3 separate regions of the Homo sapiens genome follow, and all the other regions are linked to region 1. A link is a loop called in an ENCODE intact Hi-C map of the cell type or tissue named here. Cell type or tissue: HCT116. All regions are shown on one strand. Region 1 has its middle 19 kb from the start of KCNK18. Region 2 overlaps PDZD8 (PDZ domain containing 8). Region 3 overlaps LOC105378502 (a long non-coding RNA gene).

The links. A loop is a pair of places that touch in the nucleus more often than their neighbours do. Peaks named below come from ENCODE experiments on the same cell type or tissue, not always from the same donor. Only the 100,000 strongest peaks of a DNase experiment are listed, where the experiment ranks them.
Region 2: it touches region 1 in a loop (10-fold over the local background); 83 of 110 quality-filtered maps call a loop at or near these places.
Region 3: a loop joins it to region 1, with 10 times the contacts of the local background. A loop is called at or near these places in 30 of 110 quality-filtered maps.

What each region holds. Positions count from the first base shown.
Region 1 is chr10:117,215,639-117,218,138 of GRCh38, forward strand. No RefSeq gene overlaps it. Among named protein-coding and RNA genes, the nearest start is that of KCNK18, 19 kb to the left of the region's middle. RefSeq lists enhancers at 215-732, 1,229-1,278, 1,250-1,767, 1,309-1,448 and a silencer at 979-1,038. In HCT116, CTCF peaks have their summits at 1,160 (motif pointing right) and 1,363; a DNase peak (open chromatin) is centred at 1,173; H3K4me3 peaks cover 806 bases; H3K27ac peaks cover 429 bases.
Region 2 is chr10:117,318,999-117,321,498 of GRCh38, forward strand. All of the region lies in intron 2 of PDZD8 (PDZ domain containing 8), which reads right to left. Among named protein-coding and RNA genes, the nearest start is that of PDZD8, 55 kb to the right of the region's middle. In HCT116, CTCF peaks have their summits at 137 and 1,257; a DNase peak (open chromatin) is centred at 1,267.
Region 3 is chr10:117,448,670-117,451,169 of GRCh38, forward strand. All of the region lies in intron 1 of LOC105378502 (a long non-coding RNA gene), which reads left to right. Among named protein-coding and RNA genes, the nearest start is that of PDZD8, 74 kb to the left of the region's middle. In HCT116, a CTCF peak has its summit at 1,043; a DNase peak (open chromatin) is centred at 1,042.

The sequences.
Region 1 (2,500 bases):
AGGATAACAATGTTCTCACCTGTCCTCTCCTCTCCAGACTCTGAGCTGCCCAAATAAAATGATCGTGCCTTTTTTCATCCTTATTGCTTTTTTTCCCTTTTAATCCTTGAGTCTCTACTCTGCAGCATCTCCCACATAAGGGAGGACGCTGGGTGGGACTTAGGTGCACAGAAACACCAAGGAGAGCAGCCAGCGTTTGCTGCACACCTACTTTGCGCCAGGTCCTGGGCTGAGCCTTGCGTGTGCCTCTCATCCAATGCTCCCTGCAGCCTCCCTGTGGGGACAGTTTGTGAGGACAGTAGCCTGGGAGAAGCATGAGGGCTGGGGTCCTGGGCAGGGATGCTGAAGCGGGAAAGGCCCTCCAGCCAGCGAGGCCTCCCCCAAACTGGAACTGACCCTGTCCTAATAAGAGGTAGTATTTCGTCTTCTCCAAGCTCGGTTTCTCTTGGTGATCCCAGGGGGCTGCTTCTTGCCTGGCTTGGACTCACTTGGGGGATCATCGTCAACTGCCCAGCATCACTTGGCTCCATGGGAGGGCCTGCGGGGTCTCAGGTTGGCTAAAGTCCACCTCCGGGAAGCGGGGGTCCTGGAAATTGCCCCGGAAGCTCCCAGACTCAGGAGGGGAGGGGATTTTGACGGTCACCCGCTGCATCTCCTACTTATGGGTGCAGAAGTGCCCTGCTCCGCTTGCACATCTCATCTCCAGCCTCCCGGTACCTGGACCAAAGCCTTTGGTGCGACTCACCCAGCCGCTGTGGGGGTCGTCCCGTTCAGTGGTCCACCAGCCCTGAATGCTGTATTGTTAGTGCCCTCCCCGCCTTTAGAATACGAAGAAACTGAAGATCAGGGACGGTAAGCGATTTTGTTCAAGATGACACAGCCAAAGAGATGCAGAGGGGGCGTCGAGGCGGAAGAGGGGTTCCTCGGGGAGGCCCAATCCCCGGGGACGATAGGGGCTGCGAGAGTGGGCGCTGTCAGAAGAGGGGCAGCTAGTCCAGGCCAGGCGCCCCAGGATGGGGTAGTGGCTCAGAGGTCGCGGGGTGCTGGAGCTGATGGAGGAATCCTTCCGCACACGCCCGCGGCCCCTCCGCTCCCGCGAGGTCTTGCGGCCGGGCTGCGCTTTCCCAAGCGGCCACCAGGTGGCGCGGCCAGACCGCGCAGACCCCAAGCTTTGCGCCAGCAGGTGGCGCGTCCCAAGCTCCCCGCCTTCGCCGCGAGGAAGGGTCCTCCCGGGAGCGGACATCTCCAGCCGCGGTCCCCGGGGAGGGCTCCCCCTTCCGACTCCAGTCTTCCACCGTGGACTCCTGAGAGGGGACGCCTCGGACTCTTGTTCTCACCTCCGTCCCCGGGACGGGCACTTCGCACCGCTGTCCCCGCAATCCCAAGTCCTGCCAAACTTGTCGCAGCATGCCCACTAGCTTCACCCTGGCTGCCTCTTTCCTGACCCCACAGCCTCCCTGCGGGCCTGCGGACAGACGGGGTGCAGCTCACAAGCGACGCCTGGGAGCTCCTCGTGTCCGGATGTCGCGTCCCACCTGGAGCCCCCTGCCTCGGACGCTCAGTAGCCAGGTCCAAGAATGGCCGGGATGCTGGGGCTGGGGCTTTGCTTCCTGTCTCCAACACTGCGGTGATTCTCAGCTGGGGTCGAGAACCCCTGCCTTCACCGGAGCGCTGGGGCCAGGCGAGCCCAGACAGGAAGGGGATTGGAAGGGCCTCGCGCTTCCTAAGAGGGCCAGTGAGAGAGAGGGTCTCGGACGCAGGAGACCTGGCCGCACCCCTGCCCTGCTGGGTAACCTCACGCAAGTCGAGCTCGCTCCTGGGTCTGTCCCGGGATGGGGAGGGGATGGGCAGGGGATGGGCCAAGGCAGCCCCTATGGTCCTGCCTTGTCACCAAAAGAGCAGCTGCTACTTTCATGGGCGGGAAGTAGGTGTGGCCTGTCCTTCTGGGGCACTGGCATGTGGGCTGCTGAATGCACTGCTCTGTGCTGGGCGCTGCCTCTCCGTAGGAGCGTGCCTGGCAAATGGGAGGACGGGAAGGAAGCCAATATTTAATGAGCAACTAATATGTGCAGGCTGTGTAGCCACGTCACACATTTAACCTTCTCAGGTGTGCCCGTGTGGTTCTCAGTGATCTGCCCGTCGCTCTGGCACCGTGCTGGCATGTGGTGGGCATTCGGTAAACATCGGTGCACGAATGAGTCCCTGTCACCAATCTCTGGAGTAGGTTAATATTGGTGCCTGGGTCAGAGGCTTTGCCCCTGAAGGCTTGTGCCGGAGCCCTGCTCAGAACTGCAGGAAACTTCCCTGACACTGTCCCTTCCCCAGTTCAGGTGGGCCAGGCTAAACCCCTGAAGGTGGTGCTTCAGACAGCCCCTGTGGTCCTGCCTTGTCACCAAAAGAGTAGCTGCTACTTTCATGGGTGGGAAGTAGGGGGTGATCTGACCTCCCAGGGCAGAGATATCCACTGACTCCCAGCAAGGGAGCTGTTAAGGGCAGAGAT
Region 2 (2,500 bases), 100 kb after region 1:
AGAGTATCATACCTGTTATATTCATTAAAATTTTTCTTTCTGATTATTATAACAAGAAACAACACATTACTCCATTACTATTATAGCTTTAGTAACAGAAAAAAAAATTAAGTCAAATATTTTATACACCCTCTAGTGGAAACATGAAGTAAAGCTAAAATTTGGTGAGATTCCAGGATATGCTATTTTTCAGCAGCTAAGTCAAACAAATACAAAGTATTATCTACTCATTAGGTAAAGAAATTGACCAAATATGTACATGTAGCAGCAAGAGCTATACATCTTCAAAACAGACTGTTGAATTTAAAAACAAACAAGATGCAGAATAATGCTAGTATACCATCAACTCTGTAAAACACATACACACACTAAAGTGCAATATAATTGCTCATAAACACACACACACACACACACACACACACACACACACACACACTCTTCATCTACTAATGTGACCTCAGGCAAATTATTTAACTTCTCTACGCTAAGCCCAACTCCTCCTCTAGAAACTCTGGGCAAAAATAGTACTTACCTCTGAGAACTGTTGTGAGTAAAAGGCAATGCACACAAGGCATTTAGCATAGTGCCTAGCAAACACTAAGTGCTCAATAAATGTTATCTCTATTATTGTCTTGAAAACAATTGTCAAGGAATACTGGCATCATGTAATTTTACTGTTTAATATTTAGATCTAAAAAAGACATATGAGGTCCAGTCACGAGATTATATAATATAGTTTTTATTGCTGAAGAAAAAAGGTTACTCATGGGTCCAACTTCTATATTATCTATCCTCAAAATCAGAATGTAAATCTGCCAACTTGTTTCAGGAGTAAGCTTGAGAACAGCTTTAACACTAACGAACATGTTGACTGTTACTCTATTACTTTACCTCTCTATGAAGATCATGAGGTAGTAGTGAATAATGAAAAGGTGGATAAAACACATTAGAGAAATTTAAAAAAAACTGTGTCCGCAGGTTAAAGACCTCAAGCAAATCATGTCCATACTCCACAAACTAGACTCACAAACAGAAGTCTGAATAAACTCATGGTGAAAAATCAAACCCAAACAAACAAAAACAAACCCCTAAAATTCTAAGCTCTAAACAATTCTTAAATAATCTTAAAAGGAACTTTAAACTTAGTGCTTAACAACCTATTATCAAAAAGAAGGCAGTCCAAATACATACAGGATTCTTAAACATAAAACACTAAGTTTAGGGAAAAAATGAGAATTTACATTCATTAAAGCTCTGCTGCCACCACCTGTTCAAAGAGTAAACTACCTAAGGGCCTTTACTATCAGGCAGACAAAACTGCACCAGCTAGTGTCCCCAAATTCCTGACAGGTATAAATCTTCAGAATTCAGGAATGAAAAAGCAAAATTGTCAGAAATTCTCCCCTGTAATCGTAAGTTATTCCATATTTTTCACAGCACTTTAAAAATGTTTTTAGAAAGAGTAATAAAAAATTTAACAAAAATTAACTCAAAATTTAACATAAACTAACTCAAAAATTAACTCAAAAGTTTAACAAAAATTAACTCAAAATTAACAGACCTGAATATAAAAGCTAAAACTATAAAATCCTTAGAAGAAAACATAAAAGTAAATCTTTTTGACCTTGGACTAGGCAATGGTTTCTTAAATACAATAAGTACCAAAAGAAAAATAGATAAACTGGATTCCACCAAAGTTAGGAAAGTTTTAAAGTAAATGAAAAAACAACCCAGAGAATGGGAGAAAATGTTTGCAAAACAAGTATTTGATAAGGGCCTAGTATCCAAAAAACATATAAATTCTTTACAGCTCAACAATAAAAAGACAAATAATGCAATTTTAAAATGGGCAAGGAATCTGAATAGGCACATCTCCAAAGATGCACGAATGGTCAACAAGCACATGAAAAGATGCTCAACATCATTAGCCATTGAAGAAGGGCAAATCAAAATGACTTTATACCCACTAGATTGGCTATAATAAAAGAGACAATAACAAGTATTGCTGAGGATATGGAGAAATTAGAATGCTCATACATCGCTGATGGGAATGTAAAATGATATAGTCACTTTGGAAAACAATTTGACAGTTACCTAAAAAGTTAACATAGAGTTAACACATAGCTCAGTAATTTCACTCCTAGGTGTGTAAGCAAGAGAAATGAAAGCATACATTCATACATGCATGCAAATGTTCACAGCAGCATTATTCATACCTAATAGCCAAAAAGTGGAAACAAGCCAAATATCCATCAAATGATGAGTGGGATAAATAAAATGTGTCATATCCATATAATGAAATATTATTCGGCAATAAATGAAGTATTAATACATGCTACATACACTATGAATGAACCTTGAAAAACTTCTAAGTGAAATAAGCCAGCCACAAAAGACTACATATTGTATGATTCCATTCATATAAAATATCTTGAATAGGCAAATTTATACAGATAGAAAGTTATTTAGGGTTGCAGGAGGAGTACTAGAGGAAAATGGG
Region 3 (2,500 bases), 230 kb after region 1:
CCTCCCCGTCCCCCTCCCACAGTTAAACTTCCTGCTACAGAACACTGGGCTGCTCTAATTGACCTTGAATGAGATGGTGTTTACAGCTGCGACTTAGCATCCATTGATCTTGAATTGATTAAGCGAGCATTTTGCAAAGGAGAACTACAAGAACAGGGACAAAGAGCCCCATGCATTGAGGATTTCATGCCACCCATTCACCCCCTTTGCTTCACACATCTAATGTGTGTGTGCTTTAAAAAAAATAAACAAACAGTGAATGAATTACTGTAAAGACAGAAGAGGAACCGGGTCCAACTTTCACTCAGCAGGAGGGCAAATTGGCTGCCCAGGGCCCTGAAAGGGCATTCCCAGCCCTCATTAGTTTTAACCAGAGGGGCCCTGTCCAATTCCCCCAAGAGCAGGCAGCCCATCAGAGCTCGGTGGGTTGGGACTTCGTCAGCGATTGTAAACTCTTTGGATCAGCTTTTTTTTGTGTGTGGCAGTTCCAGCACTTGGCTGGGCCCCCGGAAAGAGCAGAAAACTTGGGTTCTCCTCTTGGCTCTGCCTGGCTGAGCTTAACTGGCAAGACGTTTTGGGGGCCTCAGATCACTCATCTGTAAAATGAGGGGGTTGGACAAGAAGAGTGACTTCCAAACCTTTAATTTTTTTTGTCCTGAAATCTATTCTTTCTGCAAAGCCTAACTGGGCCACGTCTCCCCCTACAGTAAGTTAAAACAAACTTGGAAAAAAGATGAGGTGGGGAGAGGCAGTGTGGTCCCTTACTCCTCCCACCCCTGATCTCCAGTCTGAGAGGGGGCTTCATGGGACCCCTCAGCTCCTGCAGAATGCAGTTTGCAAACCACTTCAGGATCTTATCCAGTTCTGATTGGAGCTGCTCCCCATCAGGAAACTATGCTTGCAGCAGTTAGGAATTGTACATTGCTGCTGCTAATAGGAACCTGACAAGTGGGGGCTTACAGAGATTACGGGGTTATTTATTCATTTATTTGGTTACAAGAAGTCCAAAGTCAGGCGGCCCAGGGCTGGTACGGCAGCTCCACAGCGCCATCTGGGAGGAGAGACTCAGGCTCCTTTTCTCTTTCTGTCTCATCATCCTGGGCACAGGACTATCATTCTCCAATTGGGCTCATGGTCCAAATATGGCTGCTGAAGCTCCAGACATCACATTCACATTCTAAACAGGAAAAAGGAGGAAGGGGAGAAAGACAGACAGGAACACGACAGTTCAGTCTGCTCCCTTTAAAAAGCTTTCTGGGTGCACTACTCACCATTCCAGCTGTCATCTCCCTGGCAAGAGCTGTGTCACATGACTTTTTTTGGCTGCAAGGGAAGGCAGGAAAAGCTATTATTTTAAAACTCGGGTTATATTGGCATCCAACATAAAACAAGGGTTCTGCCAATAATAATGATGAAAAGGATGGAGACTGGGTAGACCCAGGAAAAAACGCAACAACAAGCTAGAATCTGTCAAGCACTTACCATGTCCCGGGCAACATGCTATGGTGTGAATGAACTGATTTAATTCTCGTAACTGCCTAGTGAGGTAAACTCTCGTTCCCATTTTACAGCTGAGGATGTTGAGACACAGAAAAGTCACGTAACTTGGCCAAGATTCCACAACAGATAAGTGACCAAGACAGGATTTTAACTCAGACATTTAGATGCTACAGCCCAGACCCTTCACCCCAGATTATTCCTCCCCTGTGAAGACCATAAAGTAAATTAACGCCCCGGACCTTTCAATGCTGTTTCAGCATCTTTATTTAATTTAATTTCATTATTATTTTATTTTATTTTGAGATGGAGTTTTGCTCTTGTCCCCCAGGCTGGAGTGAGATGGCACCATCTCAGCTCACTGCAACTTCCGCCTCCCGGGTTCAAGCGATTCTCCTGCCTCAGCCTCCTGAGTAGCTGGGATTACAGCTATGCACCACCACACCTGGCTAATTTTTGTATTTTTAGTAGAGCTGCGGTTTCACCATGTTGGCCAGGCTGGTCTTGAACACCTGACCTCAAGTGATCTGCCTGCCTTGGCCTCCCAAAGTGCTAGGATTACAGGCATGAGCCACCACGTCTGGCCATCAGCATCTTTAAAAGAAAGGGTATACAAAGCACGGAGTGCCAGAGCCTGCACCCCAGTTTCCTTATTGTCTTTCTCCTGGCACTAAGGCAGCAGTGACAGGCCAAATTGTCCATGATGCATTTATCAGGAGGTAAGTGTTTCAAATACTGTTTGGAGGGATTTCAGGGGAAACATTTTCAGGGACTTGACTTGCAGGAATGATTTATGAAGAAATATGAAAAGAGCTAAATATATATGGGCTGGCAAGTATGAAAAGAGCAAGAAAGGAAGGGAGGAAGGCAGCATAAATTAAAACACACAGACAGCCTGATTTTTCCAGAAATCCAGGAGAGGAGGGCCGCAATGGGAGGCAAAGGGAGGCATGACTCAGATCCAGTTGAAAAAGGAAACACAGCAAGCCCTTGGCTCCATCCA